Regions from separate parts of the Homo sapiens genome. Here regions 1 and 3 are each linked to region 2. The links are chromatin contacts, found by Hi-C or POLR2A ChIA-PET in ENCODE. All regions are on one chromosome and are shown on one strand. Each heading gives the region's core, a stretch centred on a gene start or an enhancer-like site at or near the end of the contact. The rest is flanking DNA. Distances are from core to core; before and after follow the strand shown. Region 1 has its middle 9.0 kb from the start of RPS14. Region 2 holds the start of GPX3 (glutathione peroxidase 3). Region 3 holds the start of CLMAT3 (colorectal liver metastasis associated transcript 3).

Evidence for each region. Hi-C counts contacts between places; a loop is a spot of excess contacts on that map. ChIA-PET counts read pairs that join two places held with the same protein, here RNA polymerase II (POLR2A). Pooled maps may share reads with other maps.
Region 1: a map of ovary shows a loop between it and region 2 (5-fold over the local background). The contact joins the enhancer-like site here to the promoter of GPX3 in region 2. A Hi-C loop is called at or near these places in 1 of 168 maps with a recorded cell type or tissue (ovary), 2 of 37 single-sample maps with no recorded cell type and 1 of 50 pooled maps. POLR2A ChIA-PET finds 5 or more read pairs at or near these places in 1 of 52 experiments (activated T-cell).
Region 3: a map of psoas muscle shows a loop between it and region 2 (4-fold over the local background). The contact joins the promoter of CLMAT3 here to the promoter of GPX3 in region 2. A Hi-C loop is called at or near these places in 1 of 168 maps with a recorded cell type or tissue (psoas muscle) and 6 of 50 pooled maps. POLR2A ChIA-PET finds 5 or more read pairs at or near these places in 1 of 52 experiments (IMR-90).

What each region holds. Positions count from the first base shown.
Region 1 is chr5:150,456,968-150,460,493 of GRCh38, forward strand. No RefSeq gene overlaps it. Among named protein-coding and RNA genes, the nearest start is that of RPS14, 9.0 kb to the left of the region's middle. RefSeq lists a silencer at 1,935-2,004 and an enhancer at 2,809-2,908. Within about 2 kb of position 2,029, at least 7 of the 41 ENCODE cell types and tissues checked have a DNase peak (open chromatin) inside an H3K27ac peak, as active enhancers do.
Region 2 is chr5:151,019,306-151,022,835 of GRCh38, forward strand. GPX3 (glutathione peroxidase 3) reads left to right here and starts at 1,286. Exons shown (of 5, transcript NM_002084.5): 1 at 1,286-1,436. The coding sequence starts at 1,350. RefSeq lists an enhancer at 2,731-3,530.
Region 3 is chr5:151,675,659-151,679,117 of GRCh38, forward strand. CLMAT3 (colorectal liver metastasis associated transcript 3) reads left to right here and starts at 1,287. Exons shown (of 5, transcript NR_109873.1): 1 at 1,287-1,389. SPARC (secreted protein acidic and cysteine rich) reads right to left here. Exons shown (of 10, transcript NM_003118.4): 2 at 474-543. The coding sequence starts at 530.

The DNA.
Region 1 (3,526 bases), core at 779-3,278, 560 kb before region 2:
AAATGCTGGGATTACAGGTGTGAGCCACCATGCCCAGTTCCTTCATAGACAGCTCTTGAGTTTTTCTGCAGAGGTGTGCCAGGGGGCAGATGGAGAATGGGAATGTGAGATCAAGAGGTTCTTTTTTTTCCTTTTTTAAGGTTGCATCAATAACAGATATTTTAACACTGCTGGGAATAGTCTAGAAGTGAAGGAAAAACATGCTGGAGCCCTGACATTGAGCAGGCAATAGGTAAAGGCCTCTGCTGCGCATGTGGAGGCATCGGCTTTAGGCAGGAATGTGGACAGCTCACCTCAGGTGCTAATGAGGAAGGAAGACGGTGGGGGCAAATGTGGCAGCAGGAGCTGGAGAAAGTTCTCATTCCGGAAGTGGAAAGCAAGCAGCTTCCTCTCAACAACCACAGGAGGTAGAAAATGTTTAATCCCCCCCGTTATAACTGAGGACACAAGGAAAAGGTCAACAGCTCTAAGTGGGGCACCAGGATCTGGGCCCAAGCAGTCTGACTCCAGAGCCCAATTCGTGTAACCTCAGGTACAGGTGTTTTGTAAATATCTGTTGATTGGATGAAGGAAGAGCAAGGAATTAGCCTGCAGCAGCAGAAGCCAAGCCCTTTCCTGGGTCCTCAAGCTCAACCTGGAAGGCCCCGTGCTCCCCATTCTCGGCAGCAGCTCATACTGTCATTTGTCCAGGAGCTCTATCCCCTCCTCCCCTTGAAGGGTAGTTTGCAAATGCAACAGAGGAAGGGTGGGAAGAAGCTGTGGCTCAGAGAGGGTGAGTTTGCTCACCAGGACACACAGCCAGGAATCAGACACCAACTGTGGCCCAGGTGGTCCTGGGACTTGGAGGGAGGACCTTCTCAAAAGTGTTGGCTGCTGTGAAGCTGTCGTGGAGTCATGGGTCTATTGCTGGTCTGAGCCCCAGAACACACATGAGCGCTAGTCTGCGTGTGTAAGTGTGGCACACAAGGGAGAGCGGCGGTGTGTGTGTTGGGGATTAGGCCAGGTGCACACCCTCCAGGGTCCAGGGGAGGAGGGGCTACAAAAGGCCTGGAGATGGCTCCCTCTGTAGCAATGCCCCTCTAGAGACCGGCAGGCTTCGTCCTCCAGGGCTGTAATTCACCTGCTCCCCGTGCTCACAGGACTCACACGCGGTCTGCGAGCAACTGATGGGAGCCCCTGTGTGCCCCAGGACCTGTCATCTCAGCACTCGCCACACAGTGACCGTGTCACGGCCTGCTGCCAAGGGGCTTTGTCTAGCAGGGAATATGGGCAAGAAACAAGGACAAAGTAAGGAACGGGGGATACGGAGGGCTCTGGCTTGCTCAGGGGCCTTGCTGGAGGGCCCAAAATGGGAGTAGGAGACAGCCAGGACAGGAAGAAGAGGGTGGGAGAAAACTCCCAGCTCAGGCCGGGCGCGGTGGCTCACGCCTGTAATCCCAGCACTTTGGGAGGCCAAGGCGGGTGGATCACGAGGTCAGGAGATCGAGACCATCCTGGCTAACATGGTGAAACCCCGTCTCTACTAAAAAAATAAAAAAATTAGCCAGGCGTGGTGGCGGACGCCTGTAGTCCCAGCTACTCAGGAGGCTGAGGCAGGAGAACGGCGTCAACCCGGGAGGCGGAGCTTGCAGTGAGCCGAGATCGTGCCACTGCACTCCAGCCTGGGCGACAGAGCAAGACTCTGTCTCAAAAAAAAAAAAAAAAAAAAAAAAAAGAAAAGAAAAAGAAAACTCCCAGCTCACGAAACAGCACGTGGAAAGGTCTTGAATCAAAGGGGACCTGGGATCATTCAGGGATTCGGGAGAAGTCTCTGTGCTGAGGGGAGGGGGTGGGTGGGAGGTAAGATCAAAGGTTGGGGCCTGGGCCTTGGGGGCGGTGGGTGAGAGGTCTCCCTCGCTCTGACCCAACGGAGGCAGATCCTCGGTTTGATCCTGGGCCCAACTCTGCTCAGTGAGGAATGTCGGGGCGGGGTCCCGGGGTGCGGCCCCACCCACGGTGCGTGGAATACAGGGGCGGGGAACGCCCGCTCTTCCCGAAGTGCCCGCTAGATGGCGCCAGATCTCCGTGCTGCAGGGGAAGGACCCGCCTCGGCGGGGCAGGTACACGTGGAGGGTGGAGGGTGGAGGGTGGAGGGTGGAGGGTGGAGGGTGGAGGGTGGAGGGTGGGCGGAAGGCGCAGGGTGAGGTGTCTAAGCCCAGAAGATGGTTGGGACGTCCTAGGATGTGGTTGTGATGTGACGACGGCCTTGATGTACATTCTCCCTTTGTGTCCCATCACACCCCAGGAGCTCAGATTATTATTCTCATTTTACTCAGCGGGAAGCTTTAAGTAGGATGAGGTCAGGGCTGCGCCCAGGTCACTCAGCTGGTTCAGGGTGGTGAAGTGGACAAAGATGGCACCCGGCCTCTGTGTGCCCTGCCTGCCGCAGGCCAGCTCGCAGAGGGCCTGCGCTCAGTCCATCCAAAGGGAAGGGCAGTGCCAGGGCAGCCCAATGGCTGGCAGTGCCAGGGCATGGATCCCGAGTCGTTTATTCATTCAGCGGGTTTATTGAGCACCTACTGTGTGCCAGGCACTGGTGAGCGATAAAGCAACGGATAACACAGACATGGGTCTCCTTCCCCACGGAAGGGACAACCTAATGGGGAGACAGCCAGGCGTTATACAGATAAGCCTGCCAACAACTTTATTATTAGAGATTGTGGTAAGGGCTATGAAGGAAATACGCACACCTGAGAAGATTCCAAGGTAGGCTCACTCTCGAGGTGGGCAGGGCTCAGGCACAGGGAGGGCTCAGGAGGAGATATGGAAGCTGAGACCTGAAGCGTGCGAGGTGCAGCCATGAGGAGGGCTGGAGGAGCAGCCTTAGGGGCAGAGAGGACAGCAGTGCACAGGCTGCCAAAATTGGGAGGAGCCCGAGGAACTGCAAGGAGGCGGGGCTGGGGCCAGGAGAGAGAAGAGTGTTAGGGCTGTCCCTGAGGGCAGGGGCCAGATCCTCTGGGCCTGCTAGGCCCTGCCTTGTCAAGGAGTGTAGATTTATTATTATCGTTGTTGTTGTTGTTGTTGTTGTTGTTGTTATTATTATTATTATTATTATTATTATTATTATTATTTTGAAACAGTTCTGCTCAGTCGCCCAGGCTGGAGTGCAGTGGCGCGATCTCGGCTCTCTGCAACCTCTGCCTCCCAGGTAGCTGGGATTACAGGCACGTGCCACCACGCCCGGCTAATTTTTGTATTTTTAGTAGAGACAGGGTTTCACCATGTTGGCCAGGCTGGTCTCAAACTCCTGACCTCAAATGATCCACCCGCTCCGGGCTCCCAAACTGTTAGGATTACAGGCGTGAGCCACTGCGCCCGGCCAACTGTAGATTATATTCTGATTGCATGGGAAGGCAGTGAAGAGCTTTAAGCAGGGAGCCACATGTTCTGATTTGTCTTTAGAAGTCCACTCTGGGCCAGGAGTGATGGCTTGCACCTGTAATCCCAGCACTTTGGAAGGCTGAGGCGGGAGGATCGCTTGAGCCCA
Region 2 (3,530 bases), core at 36-2,535:
AAGTGGGGTCCAGGAATCTGTATTAAAGGCTTCCCAGTTGACTCTGGTGGTCAGAGAGATTTGAGACTGATTCCATCACATTCCCCATCTGTGAACGGGATCATACCTAGACAGCCCAGCCCTAGAACTGCCTGGTCTGATCCTAAGTGTTCCATGGAGATTTTGTTTTTTTAATGTAATGAATGATTAAGTCAGCAAATACTTTACATCTCTTGTGTGCTAGGCCCTGTGCCAGGTGGTGATTATGGGCCCTATTCTCAAAGGACTCCTGGTCTCCGTCTGTCACTTACTTTAGAAACAAGTCATCTAGCCAGAGCCAGAAGGGCACTGGAGATCACTAATCAATCCCATCATTACATAGCTGAGGAAACTGAGGCCCAGAGAGTAACTGCAACATGTTAAAGACTACACAGGGAGCAAATTTATTTTCTGCTTCTAAGCCAGGTGGTTTGGCCACAGATAGGCCAAGAAGAATACGAACAGACAAGCCTTGCTGGGTTTCCCACTCAGTTTATTACTATTAGACCATTCCCTTTTTCCCCACTCACATTTCTGCGCATTTCCATGGTCTTCATAGAATCTAAGCCTAAAAATAGAGTTTTCCTTGAGTCTTTGGGTCTTCATTTCTGAAGACTCTCATGTCACAGAAAACTTTAATTAAATAAATCGTTATGCTTTTCTCTTGCTAACCTTTTTCTACAGGCATGTCAGCTGTGATCCTTATGATGGGGAGGAAAGGCACCCCACCTTCTCTGTCCCTACAGTCCTAATGCCCTACCCAGAATGGGGTTTTCAAAATCCCAGGACACCCACTCTTTGTTTCTTAAGCACTAAACCTATATATAGTAAATGTTTCTGGAAGTTTAACTTCAGCTCTTGCTGAAATTTTAAACCCTCAATTTCCAGAGGACCATCGCCAGGTGTTTTTAAAACCTCGATAGGAATAAGAAATGCTTCCCAGAATGGAGACTTCCATCAGTTCTAGGGAGCTATTAGCCCCCTTGCCCTGGCTGTAATGGAGACCGCTGTGTCTGCCTCCTTTCGCACTTTGGAGCCAAAAGAGGAAGGGACCGCCTCCCACGTCCACAGGGACCTGACTTCCACCTCTCTGCCCAGATTTGCTTATGTCACTGTCGCCCCGGGACGGGGAGGTGGGGAGCTGAGGGCAAGTCGCGCCCGCCCCTGAAATCCCAGCCGCCTAGCGATTGGCTGCAAGGGTCTCGGCTTGGCCGCGGATTGGTCACACCCGAGGGCTTGAAAGGTGGCTGGGAGCGCCGGACACCTCAGACGGACGGTGGCCAGGGATCAGGCAGCGGCTCAGGCGACCCTGAGTGTGCCCCCACCCCGCCATGGCCCGGCTGCTGCAGGCGTCCTGCCTGCTTTCCCTGCTCCTGGCCGGCTTCGTCTCGCAGAGCCGGGGACAAGAGAAGTCGAAGGTGAGTGAGCCTCCGGGCCGGGGGCCGGGAGAAAAAACCTAGCCCCTCGGTGTCCAGCGCTCAGTGCAATGCACCCCTTTTCCCAGGCTCCCCGCCAGATGGGCAATCCCCAGGTGCGAGAGACCTCCTGAACCCCTTTTGCCGCCCCCTCCGCCGCCGGGACCCCGCCCCCGACCGTCGTCGTCTCGTAGTTCCATCTGTTGGAGAGCCGAGACCTGGTGCTTCAGGCGGGCAGAATGACTAAGGGAGGAAGGTCTCTCTCCCCGAGCTCGCACTTTCTCCCCACTGCCACCTCGAGGGTCGCCTTGCTACATCTATGTCACCTCCGTGCCTGAGCTGCTCCCCTTCAGTAGGGCCTAAGAGGGAGGGCGTCACAGAAAAAAATGCCCAGCGTCTGGGTGGGCTGTGCAAGTTCCCAGGGAGAGAGACAAGGAGAAAGGAGAGAGGCAGCTGGGTGGTCCTGGTCCTGAAGAACTGCTGTGGGGGGCTCTTCTACCCCAAGAATGATACAGGCAGGTAGAAATGGCCACTTGGATTCAGGGCATTGGTAGAAGAGGCAGAGATCTGTGCTAGAAAGAGCTCTGGAGTGACAGTGCAGAACACTCAGGACCCTGAGTCCTTACCTGCTCCTGGACCCCCGTTTCTCCATCTGCAGGGGAGAGTTTGGGGGTGGGAGTGCATGGGGCACAATGAAGCTGAGGGCCTCAGAGGGGATGCTTGGAGAAGCTGAAAAATCCACAAGCTGTTCTCTGAAATTTCCTCCCCTGGGGCAGCCTCACTACCCAGGACCCACTGTCCTCATTAGCCTGAGGAAACCTGGTAGTTGGAGAAAGCTGGGGACTGCTAATTCAGAAGAAGAGGTAGAATTCTCTAGAGCCTCAGTCTATTTCCAGCAGGTGTGTGGCCCACACCTGGAGTGGGGATACTGAGGCCAGGAGTGGGATGACCCAGCATGCTTATCTCCTTTGACAGTATGTACTGGGGTGGGCTCTGTAGACCTCTCCTCTACCCAGGGAGTGGGAGTGGGTGGGGAAGGAGGCAGAAGCCAGGTGTAGGGATAGACTCAAAGCGAGCGATTTCTGTCTCCAACTTCCCAACATGCATAACTCACATTTTTGCAAGCTCTGAGCTTTTGTTTCTAAAATCCTCTGGGTCTTCACTTTAATTAAGTTCTTATGAGTCTAGGATTCCGTTTCCAAAATTCTGTCCACTTCTCAGGAAGCCCATTGGAAGCACAGGGTTCCTTCCATGTTACTCACCCCTTTTCGGTCCTCAGCCTAAATCCGATTAATCAGCCTCTCCTTGGAGTCAGTCTAAATGGATGTGAAGCCACTTCGTCCAAGTCCCCTCCTTTTTATCCATCCCTGTTCATAATCCCCAACTCAGAAGGCATTTTCCAGGTCAGGAATGGGATCGATTTTCAACATTGAGGTTTGGGGTGGGCCATAGACAGGCCAGCACCGTGGAGTCAGTCCCAACCTTCAGTTTTGGAAAGGTCAAAGAAGATACAATTGGGCCCTGCCTCAAGAAGGCTAGTGGGGAGAACGTGGACTCCATGAATAACTCATCATAGCTGTGTCTTCTCTGCAGCACTCTGGGGAAGGATAAATGGACTCAGAGAGAATAGGATGGGGATGGTCTAGAAAAGTTTTAGGGTGAGGTGTGATCATATCACATACAACCAGTCAGGACTTGCTGGCTAATGAAAGCCTGGGCATGCCCATCTCTGCTCCCAAGTTCTTAGAGTTCAGATGTCTTAGCTCTGGGTTAGGACCCAACCACTCACCTTACCCCCAACCCCAGGGTAAAGAGATAGGGTTATGGGGCATGTGGAGAATGGAATGGACGAAAGGTGACTCAGCCCCAGAGAGGTGTTTTCCTCCTACCAATTGAAAGGGAGATGCTAGGGAAGAGACCAGGTCCTCCTCTTCTTGCTGCGTCACCTCCCCAGTCCAACTTCAGGCTGCCCACGCTCCTTGTCTCTACAAAAGGACTGCAGAAGCCGGAAAGAGTGACAACTGCTGACGTGCACGGGATCCTAGTAACTGCTGGTTTCTAGGTGACTAAACCTGGCAGAGAGAATCATGGAACCAC
Region 3 (3,459 bases), core at 37-2,536, 660 kb after region 2:
ATCTACCTCTGTATCTTCCCCTCCTTCCCCAATTTAGTCAGATTGAACTGTTGCTTACAACCAAACAACCCTCACTGTTTCAGAAGCCAACACATTCCTCTCTCTATAGCTTGAATCTCTTCTAATACCACCCCTACCAGAAATCCCCCACATCCTGTCTCCTGCCTGCTTGAATTCCTCATATGACAAAGAGGTCATTTCCTTCTAAAGCAATCCTAGTTCATTGCTGGGAGGCTCTGACTACTAAGAAGTTTATCTAACATTACATGGAACTCTCTCTTCTCTGATACCTCCACCCAATGGTCCTCATCCCAGTTTTTATCCCGAGCTTCCTAACTTAAGAAAAAAAAAAGACCACTAACTTGAAATGGGGAAGTCCCTGTTCCCTTTCAGCATCCAGGGCTGGCAGGCTCAGAACCCCTGGTGCTAGCGGTAGGAATGAAAACAAGAAGACATGATATTTAGGTACTTACAGGGGCTGCCAAGGCCCTCCCGGCCAGGCAAAGGAGAAAGAAGATCCAGGCCCTCATGGTGCTGGGAACCCTATGGGGAGGAGAGATTGAGAGTTCAGTGAGGGTGAGACTTCCTTATGGAGATTTCCTTCTGAATTCCTGATATGTGCAAGATAATGTTAGATGGTACAAGTTAAATGATAGTGAAAAACATGAGGAGGTTGGTTCCATTTAATATTCTTTCAATTCTGCTTATATGAGAAGAAAGTCTCAGTTTGGTGCCAAGATGTCTTAAACACCTCCTTTATACTCATCTATCTCCTTTTTTAACAAAAAGAGAATAAGCCTCCAGCTCAGAGCTTCCACAGGAAGTTATATCCAGCTGGAACTGAATCAAGTTGTTTTGTTTTTTTTATGTGTTTGTTTTTACAGTTTCCTTCTATTTATGACAAAGGTACACAGAGTTTTTTCCATTTATGGTAGTGATATAAAATCTGCTTTTGTAATACATTTATTAAAGTTTTTGCAAAGTGATTCAACTAAGGTGATGGGCTAACTAGTTAAGTTTGGGCAATGCCAAACCAGATCATCTTCAAGGTCCCTTCAATCCCTGATATTCTAAAATTATTTTTTTCCCTAAACCCAATCTCTCCTCTTCCTCCTCTGTCGCCTCCTCCCCCTCCTTCCTACTCCCTCTGCAATGGGAGAAGTTAATAGGCAGGAACTTCTTGCCAGTTTGGGACAATGAGATCCACATTCTAAAACAAAGAACAATAGTCTTGGAATGTAACCCATGGAAACTTGAGGGTGGCCACATTTTTCTCCATTCTACCCAGAAGAGACAGCACTTCTTTAGGTCCTGTACGGAAACCATCCAGATGCTTCCATGTGTTGCAGAGGGGATGTTAGCTGAGATCTAGAAAATACCTCTGTTCTGGTAACTGTTAAGGCCTCATTCTCTAAATGCCAAGCTCTAGACTCTAATACTCTCATGACTATAAGGGATTTTGGAGCAGTATCTCCTCTGAGGATTCAAAACTAAAATGCTATTCCTAACAGAGGCTCTGTGGTGGAGACATTTCATTTCTTGCACTAACTAAATGGCTTTTCATTCTCAAGTGACTTTAGAAAGTTCTTTCTTTTACTGATCTAAATGTGCCTCCCTCAAACTTTCTGATCTGTCTACCCCATCTCCCCTGCAGCCACAAAGAACAAACCTGCTCTCTCTACCCACAAATAACCTTCCATCAGGAGCAACAGTGGCCATGTCTTCCCTCTTTCTTCTCCCAAAACCTCCCTGTCAGGCTCATCATCCCTTATTTCTTCCAAGACTTCTCAACTGACCAAATGGTGGTGGGAGGTAACCCGGCATCATGGAGAAAAATACTCAGCTTGAAATTAAATGCCAGGGGGTCTTGTTCTACCACAGTAGTATCAAGTCTTTTGGTCTCTCTAGACCTTGGTTCCCCCATCTATCAATTGAAATGGGTAGACTAGGTGAACTTTGAAGTGGCAGCCTCGGTCCTTAAAATGCTCTTAAGACACCCCAAGCACATTCTGGTCTTGACACATATGGTCTCCTCTGGGATCATATGTCTTCACTTGTACTATAGCATTTGGGAAGCAGAAACAGGCAGAGGAAGAGCCCACTTCATAATGGTCCTTTCTTGGGCTTAAAGAGACACAAAACCTCACCCCCTATTGCACAGAGTGAATGAAGTAAAACTAACAGAAATGTAAAGGACCTGGGGGTTTGGTATTGCTTCACAATAACCCCAACTTCCAGAGGAGTCTAGTCTTCCCTTTTGAGGCAGCTTGTGGAATGTTCCTCCCCTCACACAGTTGTTCACTTGTTCCCCAGGCTTAAGTGGAAAAATCTCCCTTCTTGCTTCCCCTTTTGGAAGACGCAAGATAAATAACTCCTGCATGTGGCTTGGGACAAATGGAACAGAAAAGAAAACATCAAGGAAGGACTTGTCTGAGATAGTTTGAGGTTGAAGGATCAAAGTGAAATAGCAGCTAAAACAAAACAAAACAAAAAGTTACCCTGTCTGAGCTATAATGACAGGGAAGTCATGTTATTGAAGAAATAGCCCAGCTAGGACTGGAAATGTAGTAAGCTTCAGATTAGAAAGACAGGAAGACAGACATTTCCCTGAGTCTGCGTCCTTCATATGAGCAGAGTAACCGCGCTCCCCTCTGTGACCAGGGGAAGGTTTCGCTGGGCGGCTCTTCTGTCTGTCCTGCCTCCTCATCTTCCTGAATTCCTTTTCCAGCTGCACACTCACCCTCCCTGCCACCCCCATCCCTGCTGTTGCAGCCAGAAGAGAAAAATAACTCTAAGTCTTATAGTGCTGCTTCATAGTTTCTAAAGCACTGTCACATAACACTGTCTCCTAGAGCCTTCTGACAATGCTGGGAAGTAGGCAGACAGGCATGGAAGGGTTCTTAGTCCCACTGTCCTAATGGGGAATCTGAGGTTGAGAGGGAGGAAGCACTTGTCCAAAGTCATGCAACAATTCAGGCCCTCTCCAAATAGGCAAGCGTTCTCACTCATGGAGTTGGGGTGAGCCTAATAGGAATTACGCTCAGACAAGTGGGAGTGGGGGAGAAATGCAGAGAGACTGTTAAGAACAGAACGCAAAATCTTGGAATACACCTTAAAAGTTTTGGAAGAAAACTGTAAACACAAACACAAAATCTGGGTCCTGCCCAGCACCCGGTGCTACACCACCAGTCCAAGAGCACTTTTCCCCCAGATGATGAGATGGGAGGGAAGGGAAGCGGCTGAACTATTCCAGATGCACAGCCATCTCCCTGCCTCCCCACGAGATACCTCTCTGAGGCTCTCTAAACTACCACTGACCAAAGAGCCCTGTGTCCATCCTGCAAAGCTAATGGAGTATAACAGTCACCCCAGCAAGGTCAGAACACAGTATCAAACCCCAGCATTCAGAACTCACAGCTGTGATCCTTTGCCAATCAAACCTAGGTGTAGCGTGCCTGG